Linked DNA regions of Homo sapiens: region 1 is linked to region 2. A link is a contact called in ENCODE Hi-C or POLR2A ChIA-PET data. All regions are on one chromosome and are shown on one strand. Each heading gives the region's core, a stretch centred on a gene start or an enhancer-like site at or near the end of the contact. The rest is flanking DNA. Distances are from core to core; before and after follow the strand shown. Region 1 overlaps MYLK3 (myosin light chain kinase 3). Region 2 holds the start of SHCBP1 (SHC binding and spindle associated 1).

Region 1 (5,194 bases), core at 1,128-3,627, 120 kb before region 2:
CCTTTTGTTTTGTTTTGTTTTTCCCACAATCTGTAGCACCAGAACTGCTTTGTTGTTTTTGTTTGTTTTTGAGACGGAGCTTCACTCTGTCACCCCTGGAGTTCAATGGCGCGATCTCGACTGACTGCAATCTCCACCTCCTGGGTTCAAGCGATTCTCCTGTCTCAGCCTCCTGAATAGCTGGGATTACAGACGCCCTCCACCATGCCCGGCTAATTTTTTTGTATTTTTAGTAGAGATGGGGTTTCACCATGTTGGCCAGGCTGGTCTTGAGCTCCTGACCTCAAGTGATCTGCCTGCTTTGGCCTCCCAAAGTGCTGGGATTACAGGTGTGAGTTACCGCTCCTGGCAGAATTGTTTTATTTTAATTCAAATGTTATTCACATTGTCCTGGCCCCGATTTCTAATTTTTTACTTAATATATTTTGGGCATTGATTGATGTTCATATCGTTATGAATATATCTGGGTACTCCCTTTGGGGGCTGTGTCTTCAGTTGTTAACCAGCCCAGATCCTCGTTTGTTTCTGTTGTTTCTTATTTTTAGCAACTATAAATAAAGATGCAGTGAATATCCATAGATGTATGTCACTGAACACAAGTGTGAGTTTATCTGCATGTTACACTCCTGGCAGTGGAAATACCAAGCCAAATGGTAAATTTATACAGATAAAGGCAAGTCAGCCTTCAAAGAAGTTACTCCAAATCAGTCTCCTACCATCAAGGTGTGGGAATGCTTTTGATTCTTTGCCTTTCTGGTGAATGAAAACGGGAAATTATTGTGCATGTTTTTTTTTTTCTCTTTTCCCCACCCACTTCCCCCTTCAGATTATTTTAAGGAAATCTGAGATGTTGGATCATTTCTTTCATAAATGTTTTAGCATTTATAGCAAAAAGATAAGGGCTCTTTTAAAAAACATAATCTTGATACTATCATCACACCTAAAAAAGTGAATAACTTTGTTTATTTATTTTTATTTAGAGACAGGGTCTTACTACATTGCCCAGGCTGGTCTTGAACTCCTGGGCTCAAGCAATCCTCCTGCCTCAGCCTCCCGAAGTGTTGGGATTATAGGCACGAGCCACTGCACTGGGCCAAATGATAACTTTTTAGTGTTACTGAAGTTCAGTGTTCAAATTTCCCTGATTATCTTATACTTTAAAAATATTTTAGGCTGGGCGAGGTGGCTCAAGCCTGTAATCCCAGCACTTTGGGAGGCCGAGGTGGGGGGATCACCTGAGGTCAGGAGTTCGAGACCAGCCTGGCCAACATGCTGAAACCCTGTCTTTAATAGAAATACAAAAATTAGCTGGGCATGGTGGCGCATACCTGTAATGCCAGCTACTTGGGAGGCTGAGGCAGGAGAATTGCTTGAACCCAGGAGGTTGGAGGTTGCAGTGAGCCAAGATTGCACCACCATACTGCAGCCTGGGCAATAAGAGCAAAAACACCATCTTAAAAAAAAAAAAAAAAAAAAAAAAAAGCTGGGTGTGGTGGCTCACGCCTGTAATTCCAGCATTTTGGGAGGCCAAGGTGGGCAGATCACGAGGTCAGGAGTTCGAGACTAGTCTGGCCAATATGGTGAAACCCCCGTCTCTACTAAAAATACAAAAATTAGCCGGGCATGGTGGCGTGCACTTGTAGTCCTAGCTACCCGGGAGGCTGAGGCAGAAGAATCACTTGAACCCGGGAGGCGGAGGTTGCAGTGAGCCAAGACTGCACCACTGCACTCCAGCCTGGGTGACAGCGAGACTCCATCTCACAAAAATAAAATAAAATAAAATTTACAGTTTATTTGTATCAGACCCAGATAAGACAATTATTTATATGTCTCTTAAAGCTAACCTTTTGAACTTATGAAAAAATTTTAGGTTTTTATTATGGAAAATTTCAAATATAACCAAAGCTAGTTTTGGTTTATGTCTCATAGTTTTGATTTATATTTATTTTACTAGAGGACTGAACATCACTCACAGGTTTGAAACCTTTTGTATTTTCTGTGAACTGCCTGCTCATATCTTTTCCCCCTCTTTCCTATTTTGTTTTTTTGCCTTTTTCTTATTGATTTGTAAGAGCACTTCATGTATTAATGAAATTAGCTGTTATACGTGTTGCATGAAGGCATTTCTGGGTAAGGGAAGTCATAGAGCTTCCTCTTTTCTGAGTTCTTGTGCCATTTCCCGTCTGTCCTGCCCCACTGGAACTTGCTAGATTTCTCCTCTGGTCCTGGCGTTTAATAAACATGTTAGGAATGTCTTTAGGTTTGGTCCAGGCTCCCCATCAGGCTGTCGGCTGCTGATTGGCCCATTGACAGGAAGCCTCTGCTTCCCTCCGTGTTCTGAGGCCAGGGCAGGTCTTGCAGGAAGGGCTCAGAGAATGAGCGGTGAACTGAGACACAGCCACAGCTGCTAAACACATCGTCAGTGCTGAACGCCGTGCATTATGGAGGCTTCTTGGGGACTGTGTTTCCTGGGAGAGTGGGGCATGGCAACCATCTGTGGAATGGAATTAAATCCTAGCAACTGGCGGTTAAATTTGAAAATTGTGCCAGGACTTTTTGAAGGTCCTCCTGAGATCTTCAGAAGTCCCCAGCAGCACTTCATTTGGTTCCAGCAGTGAATTCGATGATCCCTGGAAGCCAGGTGCGGTCTCCTGGAAAACAGCCCCAGGCATATGTGTTCAGAGGCACCAGTCTTCTAGAATGGTGTGTGAGGAAGCACAGAAACGGCAGGGACTAGAAGGCTGAGCCCTGAAGACAGCACCCAGCTGGGGGTGGGGGGTGCGTACGCATGCGCCTGCCTACCCTAAAGATAAGGGAAGGAGAGGACAGTTTGAGCCCAACAAGGTCTGCCAAAGGACAGTCTGTCCAAGTCCCTTTCTGCCAGTGGGTAAAAGAGGAGGAGGTCTGTTTCATGCCTCCAGTTCCCCCAGCTCCGGGGGCAGCAGGACAGAGCCTGCAGAAGGATAAGGGGGAGCTGTCTGCCGAGCAGGGGATCTGGGCCACATTGATGACGCTGGTGATCATGGTGACAGCGGCAGTGAGCAGTTTTGATGAAGTGCCTCCCCCACGCCGGTGCTGGGCTGTGTGTTCTCCATGTGCTATGTCCTTACTGTTCAGAGGTCAAAGCTTGGTGTCCTGGAATCGCAAAATAATGAGCAGGTAGTAACTGAGAGGAGGGGCATGATGTAGACAAACAGTGGAACCACCACCTTAGGGTTGGGGAGACATTTGGGACAGCTGTGGTGCCCTGCTTAGAGGGGACTGCCCTAGCCGAGTTTTGCCATCTTGGCCTAGAGTTGCCAGATCTTCAGGTTTTTTTCTGTGTGTGTGTGTGTGTGTGTGTGTGTGTGTGTGTGTGTGTGTGTTTTTGCTGGGATTACAGGTGCCTGTCACCACGCCTGGCTAATTTTTGTATTTTTGTAGAGACAGGGTTTCACCCTGTTGGCCAGGCTGGTCTTGAACTCCTGACCTCATGTGATACACCCTCCTCGGCCTCCCAAAGTGCTGGGATTACAGGCGTGAGCTACCACGCCCCGCCATCCTCAGATTTTTAAAGAAAAGCTGGGAACTTAGATTTTTTTTTTTCTAGTGAGTTTATTAAGGTATAGTAATTACATAATAATTATGATGGTATAATTTACATATAATAAACTGCACATACACACAAACTATGCACATTTCAAATATATAGCTCCACAAATGTTTCCATCCATGTCACCATCACCACAATAAAAATGGGAAACAATTCTGTCACCCCAAAATGGATCCTGACTGTAAAAATCTCATAGATTTTAAAAGTTGGGAATAAATTGAAAAATTTAAACCTGGGTAACAAAGTGAGTACCTTGTCTCTATAAAACAACATCAACCAACAATTAGCTGGAGGTGGTGGCACGTGCCTGTAGTCCCAGCTACTCGTGAGGCTGAGGTGAGAGGATCACTTAATCCTGGAAGGTCGAGGCTGCAGTGAGCTGGGATCCAACCACTGCACTCCAGGCTGGACAACAGAGCGAGACTCTGTCTCAAAAAAAAAAAAAAAAAATTGCAAGCCCAACAAAATATGTCCTGAGCTGTTTTTGGCCTCTGGGCTTCTAATTAAGGGCTTCTGTGGCAAGGCAGGGGAAGGCCCTGGCTGGGCCCCCAGGTGTAAGGCACTCACTGATACAGCGGCCTCTCTTGCCTTGGCCACAGAAGCCCGGAGACTGGTGAGTGCCTTATGCCTGGGGGCCCAGCAAGGCTCTGGGCTGTGGCTGGCACTGCTGCTGTAACATGTGCCAGGATTCATCTTAGGGACTTCACGGAAGGGTCCAAACCCCAGAAGCACCATGCTCTTGCAAGAGGTCAGACCATCTGGAAATATTTGCTTGAGTGTGGACTAACTAAGCATACTGATGGCTCTGGGCTGTTTTATGGGTGAAAGCATGGGCAGGCCAGGCACTGGTCTGGTGTGGACCCTTTGGATTTAAGGAAAAGCTTCTGAGAGCTTCTCTGGGCCAGTTCCTTACACTGGGCTCATTTAACACTGATAGCTCTTGGTTCCTGGCAGGACAAAATTAGCAGAGCTATTGAGCACCCACTATGTGCTGGGCACACTTCTAGGACATTTGCACATTACTCCCAAATCCTCCTACTGACTCTACAAGGCTGATAACATGATTATCCCCATTTTACAGATGAGGAAAGTGAGATGCAGAGAATTTAAGGATCTTGGCCAAGTGGTGAAGGTGGGGTTCAAACCCAGCATGGCTGGCTCCAGAGTCCATGCCCCTGGCTACACTGCTACACTGTAAAGAGGTGACCATGGGATCCCCCAACCCAGCTCCCAGGCACACATTACTAATTGACCTTGGCACTGTTTCCCCCTAAGCATGGATTTGACTTCAGAATTCAACCGAAACCAATGCTGTAGTAGCCATGACCAGTTGATCTGGGTTGGCATATTGAGATTATTTTCCATCTCTGGCCGGGCGTGGTAGCTCACATCTGTAATCCCAGCACTTTGGGAGGCTGAGGAGGGAGAGTAGCTTGAGTCCAGGAGCTTGAGACCAGCCTGGCCAACATGGTGAAACCCTGTCTCTACTAAAAATACAAAAATTAGCCGGGCATGTTGGCCCATGCCTGTAGTCCCAGCTACTCGGGAGGCTGAACTGGGAGGGTCGTTTGAACCTGGGAGGCAGCGGTTGCAGTGAGCCGA
Region 2 (5,256 bases), core at 2,569-5,068:
CCCTCAGCATGGGTGCCCCCAGAAGTAAGCAGCTCTTGGACCCACGAGCAGGGCTGCGTCGGTTTGTGGTCTAGCTCCCAGGGCCAGGCCAGGCATGGCTCAGTGCAGTCCCTGGGCCAGTGAGAGGCCTCCCCCATGCCTCCCTGCCCTCTGCACTAAGCACTTTCCAGGCAGGCCTGGCCATAGGGCAAGAGCAGGCCTTACAGCAGTGCCACGGTGACCCAAGAGGCAGGGTTGGGGCCTGGACAGGGCTTCCTCTGCTGAGACTGAGACAAGCAGGGCTTGATGCTGGTGGTGGAGCCAGCATCTCACCTGCCAGGCTTCCTTTTGGGCAGGGAGGCTACCTGTGGAATGGCTGAGCCTGGTTCTGCAGGGGAGGAAGGCTGCCAGGAGCTGAGGGGCTGGCACCTGCATTGAGGGGAGTCTGGGTGCATCAGATTGGGGGGCACCAGAGGCGAGGCTGCCTGGCTCCCTTTCTCAGCAGCTTTGCTTGTGGCAGGGGTGAGAGTGGAGCTGAGTGGGGTCTGGGCTCTGCCCCTGCGCCTCCACTGCAGTGCCTGGGCTCCCCTTGCAGGGCAGACAGTGCCTGGCACTGAGGGGTGCCCCCAGACCCCGCTGGGACTGGATGTGCCGTGGGCAGTGCCTTCCTCCAGCCTCACAACCTTTCTGCTGGGGCTGAAGTTTCTGGGGTCACATGGTCAGAAGGGGCTGAGCTGGTCTTTCACTGCAGGCCCACTCTGAAAGAGAAATCCCATGAAGCCTGTCCTTGCAGAGCCCCTCTGTTTTTGGGGGAACAGGGAGCATTCACAGGGTCTTGGGAACAAAGGCCTGGGCCTCCCCGTTTGAATTTCAGCCCCAGTTCCAGGGCAAGTCCCAGCCACCCAAGCATACTTACCAGTACTGCCCACCACCACCCACTGCCCACCTCTAAGAAGCCCGGCTCTCCTACTCTGCTTCCAGGCTGGGGCCTCACAGGTGGGGCTGTTACCTTCCTCAGGGCTTAGGGAGGGAGGGAGGACATGGACAGGGCCTTCCACCCTGGCTCCTTCACAGGGATGGTAGCTGACCGGTGATGGGTTCATTTGTCACCTTGGACTGTGAGCCACTTCCACTTCTCGCCCCCCAGGCAGGAGCACCCTCACTCCAAGGGCTTGGCCTGGAAAGGCAGGCTCACCTGGGACTCAACGTTCCTTCCCCCGCCGCCACTGTGCCCCCCCGTCCCTCCACCCCAGAAGCCCTGACCTCATTTGGGCACCTTGCTGTCCTCTGGGCTTCTCCTCTGCCCAGGTCACCCTGTGGCAGGCCTGGGCCCTCAGGATGTTTCAAAGGCTCCACAGCTCCACCGCTCCACCTGGCTTCACTCCAGCACCCTGTCCCTGGAGCACCTCTGTCCTGTCTGGGCCAACCTGGTCTCCCTGCCCCATGCCCTCCCCTGGCTCTTAGCAACCTGCCCTTTTATTCATGCCATTTGGGGTCACAGATGCCTAGCTGGACACAGCTCCCAGAACTGGCTCCACCCTGGGGCCTTGCCCCTAGTACCCCCTGGCAGGAGCAACCCACCCCATGGTCGAGGTTCCCCTACCCCTGGATCCTGGACTGAAGCCATTTCCTACAGAGAAGCGTTCCCACCCCCTCTCAGGCACAAAAGCCGGTGTCCAGGGACTCAAGACCTGTACCTGGGGTTGCAGGGGCTCCTGCCCTGCTGTATCCCACCAGGAGGGGGCCCCACTGCCCTTCCGGCCCTTAAAACTGGGCTGGGAGAGAAGATGGGGAAGTGTGTGAGACAAAACAAAGCCGGCTTGTTTCCTCCCCTTGGCAGGCTAAGCTCTCCCGGCAGCCCGGGCTCTGGGGCGGAAGGAGAACAGTGTCATCTCTTCCTTTGTTGATAAATTGCCAAAGAGTGGGAGCAGGTGGGGTCAGGGGCCAGAGTGCAGGGGAGGGGGCAATGGTGGAGGTGGCGGGGGGAAGCAGAGGGAGGTGGGCTGAGGCCTCGGTGGGGCCAGTGCGACGCTGGCTTAAGGAGCTGGAGGGGTTCCTAATACACATTTAATTCAGTTTCTCTTCCCTAAGAGGCTGCCGGAGTTGGGGCCTCCTCCAGCAGAGACCCTCGGACCCCTGCAGGGCCTGGACTTGGGGTGAACAGGGCTTCAGTCAGCGCAAGTATTCCATTTGCATTTGGTAATTTTTCATGCCACCTATTTATGAATATACAAATCTTTATACCAAATCTATTTTTTAAAACATGGAAAAGTTGCCTTTATGGAAACTTGGCAGAGCCAGAGTGTACACATTCCTAAACCATTAAACAGATTTCTATAACAAAAAAAAAAAAAAAATTTTGTAGAGATGGGGTTTCACCATGTTGCCTAGGCTGGTCTCAAACTCTTGGACTCAAGTGATCCGCCTGCCTCGGTCTCCTAAAGTGGTGGGATTACAGGCATGAGCCACTATGCCTAGCCTGGTTTGAGTAATATCTTGATGGTTGATGAAATATTTGATAATTGGATGAGAAGAGAACTGTGTTGTCTCCAGTGATGCTGCAAATGGGTGAGGAGAAATGCTGCCATTTGTGAGGTTTGTGGGCGGCAAGGTTGAAGAAGAGAATAATGAAAAAGCTAGCGTCATCCTCAAGGCCTGTTGATAGTCTTGATTATTGTTTTCTGTGTTTTTACCTCATGGTGCTCAATATGTATTTGTTCAGTGAGCAAATAAATGTAAGGTCAGATTCTGCAAACAAAAGTCAAAGAAATCTTACTTCCTGGAAAAGTTAGCCCAATTAAGTGCAGCTTTCCAGTCACCCCTCCTGGCTCCATTTTATTTCAGCTGTAAGGGATCCGAGAGACTTTAGCCCAAGGTGTTTCTTCAAAGCAATAAGTGGAAATGTTTCCCCACATTAAGACTGCACAGACGAACTGTCATGACCAGGCTCTTGGTCCCCTGTGGACGCATCCCACTTGGTGTCCTGGTTACCTGGGCTATCTTGGGCTGACCTCATCATTCTAGTAGTGATGGCCTGGCAGAGACATTAAAAGGCTTCTTCATGGAGTCTGGCTGGTTTCACATCCTGGCTTTGCTGGGTTAGATTGGAGAAGTGACTTAACTTCTTAGTGACTCCATTTGCTCATTTGTAAAATGGGTATAGTAATAGCTCCCGTCTCATAGGATCATTGTGAAGATTAAACAGAACAATCCAGGTAACGCATGCAGGAGGGTATCTTGCACACAATATGCAGTAAATGTTAGCCATTATGATGGAGATTATAGTTGTCTTTGATTAATGCAAATTAACAAATTTACTTACTAAATTTAATTTGACATTCTTTGAAAATATGCTCTCTCTCTCTCTCTCTCTCTCTGTGTGTGTGTGTGTGTGTGTGTGTGTATTGAAAGACAGAGAGAGACTGGTGTTTGGTGGTGAAAGTTTTGGGCCCACGTAGGCCAGCATCCTTTTCAGTTGAAGTTGTGCTTGTGGGAGGTGAAATGACTTGCCCAAGGCAATACCACTAGGAATAGCCCAGGTAAGTTTAAATACTATGTTTTTTGACTCTCAACCCAGTGACTTTTCCACTATATCTCATTTCCAGGCATTGCTGGTTCGTTTTTTTCGAAAATCATTCCAAATTATATTCCAATTCGACTTTCTTCAAGTTCATCCCAGAAAAGCAAAGGCCGGGCACTTGAACAAGAACAGCTGTCAGCCTGGGGCGAGGGGGCAGTGTTGGTGGGGGCTGGAGCGGGGCCGGACTCTAATTGGTCCACGGCCTCGGCCCGACTATCAAATCAGCAGAGCCTGCGTCATCACGTCGTTGCCTGGGCTGCCGTCCGCGGAAATTTGAAATGGCTGACGGGTCGCTGACGGGCGGCGGTCTGGAGGCAGCGGCCATGGCGCCGGAGCGCATGGGCTGGGCGGTGGAGCAGGAGCTGGCGTCTCTGGAGAAAGGTGAGCTCTCCATGCCGGGGCCGAGGAGCCGCCTCTGAGCGGAGGCCTGGGGCGTCGGGACCCTAGGAGGGCGCCTGGGTCGCGGGCCTTCCGGACCCGTCTGTCCAGGGTGGCGGGAACGGCGGTGCGCGGCCGGGACCCAGTGACGGGACCTCAAAGTCGGGCGGTACCCAGGGGTGGGGGACTCCCTCTCTTCCCTATCCGCATCTCCCACTCTCCCTGCACTCTCTGGCCTCCGCCCGCCCCGAGGTTGGAGGGAGCTGGATTGGGCCAGGAATTCCCTATCTGGATGGGTTTTGCGGGAACTGTGCATTTACTGTTGCTCAAGGGGCCATTTTTTCATCTGCATCTCAAAGGAGATCACGAACCACACTTCCCTTTTCCGAAGAAGAGAAAAGCTTGAACCCTTGGCTTAGATGGCTGTCCTGTGCACGGAGGGTAGTGACGTGTCCAAAGTGAGGAGCGCCAACTTGGGCCGGAGTCCAGAAATAGAACCGGGGTCTTCTAGTTCTCTGCCCTTTCTTCCTCCTCATAGAGTTTCATTACTATTTTTTTTTTCTGATATTTTAAGCTGGTTCATGTTTTTACGTTAACACTTTCGGTTGTATTGTGTAGCAGAGAGTCCCAACAAAGTGAGAAAACATAAGTGTGACAATTCCACTATTAACCCACCTATCCAACTGGCAAAAGTCACTTGGCTTCAGTTTTCCCATCTGGAAGACTATGCCAATGGTTGTACTTGTGGTGAAGTTGAAGTGAAATAAAGTTTTTAAAGTGGCTGCAAAAATAAATACTGCATGGCATCGCTTATATTGGGAATCTAAAAAAGAGGAAGTTTCAGAAAGAGAGTAGAGTGGTAGTTGCCAGTGGGTTGGGGGAATGGGGAGATGCTGGGCAAAGGGTCCAAAGTTTCAGTTATGCAGTGTGAATAGTTCTGGGGATCTGATGTACATACAGCATGGTGACTATAGTTAATAATACTGTATTATTATTACAGTATTAATAGGCAATGACGTGATGGTGCAATGCGACACAAATTTTGTACTTGAAATTTGCTAACAGAGTAGATCATAAGTGTTCACACCACACACACACAAAAGGTAACTATGCGAGGTGATGGAAATATTAATTCACTTTACTGTGGTAATCATTTCATAATGTATAGGTATATCAAAACATCATGTTACACACTTTATTTTTTATTTTATTTTATTTTTTTTGAGGCAGAGTCTCACTCTGTTGCCCAGGCTGGAGTGCAGTGGCACACAATGTCAGCTCACTGCAACCTCTGCCTCCCGGGTTCAAATGATTCTCCT

The links. Hi-C counts contacts between places; a loop is a spot of excess contacts on that map. ChIA-PET counts read pairs that join two places held with the same protein, here RNA polymerase II (POLR2A). Pooled maps may share reads with other maps.
Region 1: a loop to region 2 is called in a pooled map, with 2.2 times the contacts of the local background. The contact joins the enhancer-like site here to the promoter of SHCBP1 in region 2. A Hi-C loop is called at or near these places in 1 of 50 pooled maps. POLR2A ChIA-PET finds 5 or more read pairs at or near these places in 2 of 52 experiments (OCI-LY7 and activated CD4-positive, alpha-beta T cell).

What each region holds. Positions count from the first base shown.
Region 1 is chr16:46,740,619-46,745,812 of GRCh38, reverse strand. The region is part of intron 1 of MYLK3 (myosin light chain kinase 3); the gene reads left to right. Among named protein-coding and RNA genes, the nearest start is that of MYLK3, 5.1 kb to the left of the region's middle. RefSeq lists an enhancer at 2,429-2,478. Within about 2 kb of position 2,377, at least 12 of the 41 ENCODE cell types and tissues checked have a DNase peak (open chromatin) inside an H3K27ac peak, as active enhancers do; they include OCI-LY7, where a contact is called at or near this core.
Region 2 is chr16:46,619,941-46,625,196 of GRCh38, reverse strand. It overlaps SHCBP1 (SHC binding and spindle associated 1), which reads left to right and starts at 3,818. Exons shown (of 13, transcript NM_024745.5): 1 at 3,818-3,940. The coding sequence starts at 3,838. It also overlaps the pseudogene RAB43P1. RefSeq lists enhancers at 3,500-4,086, 4,087-4,675.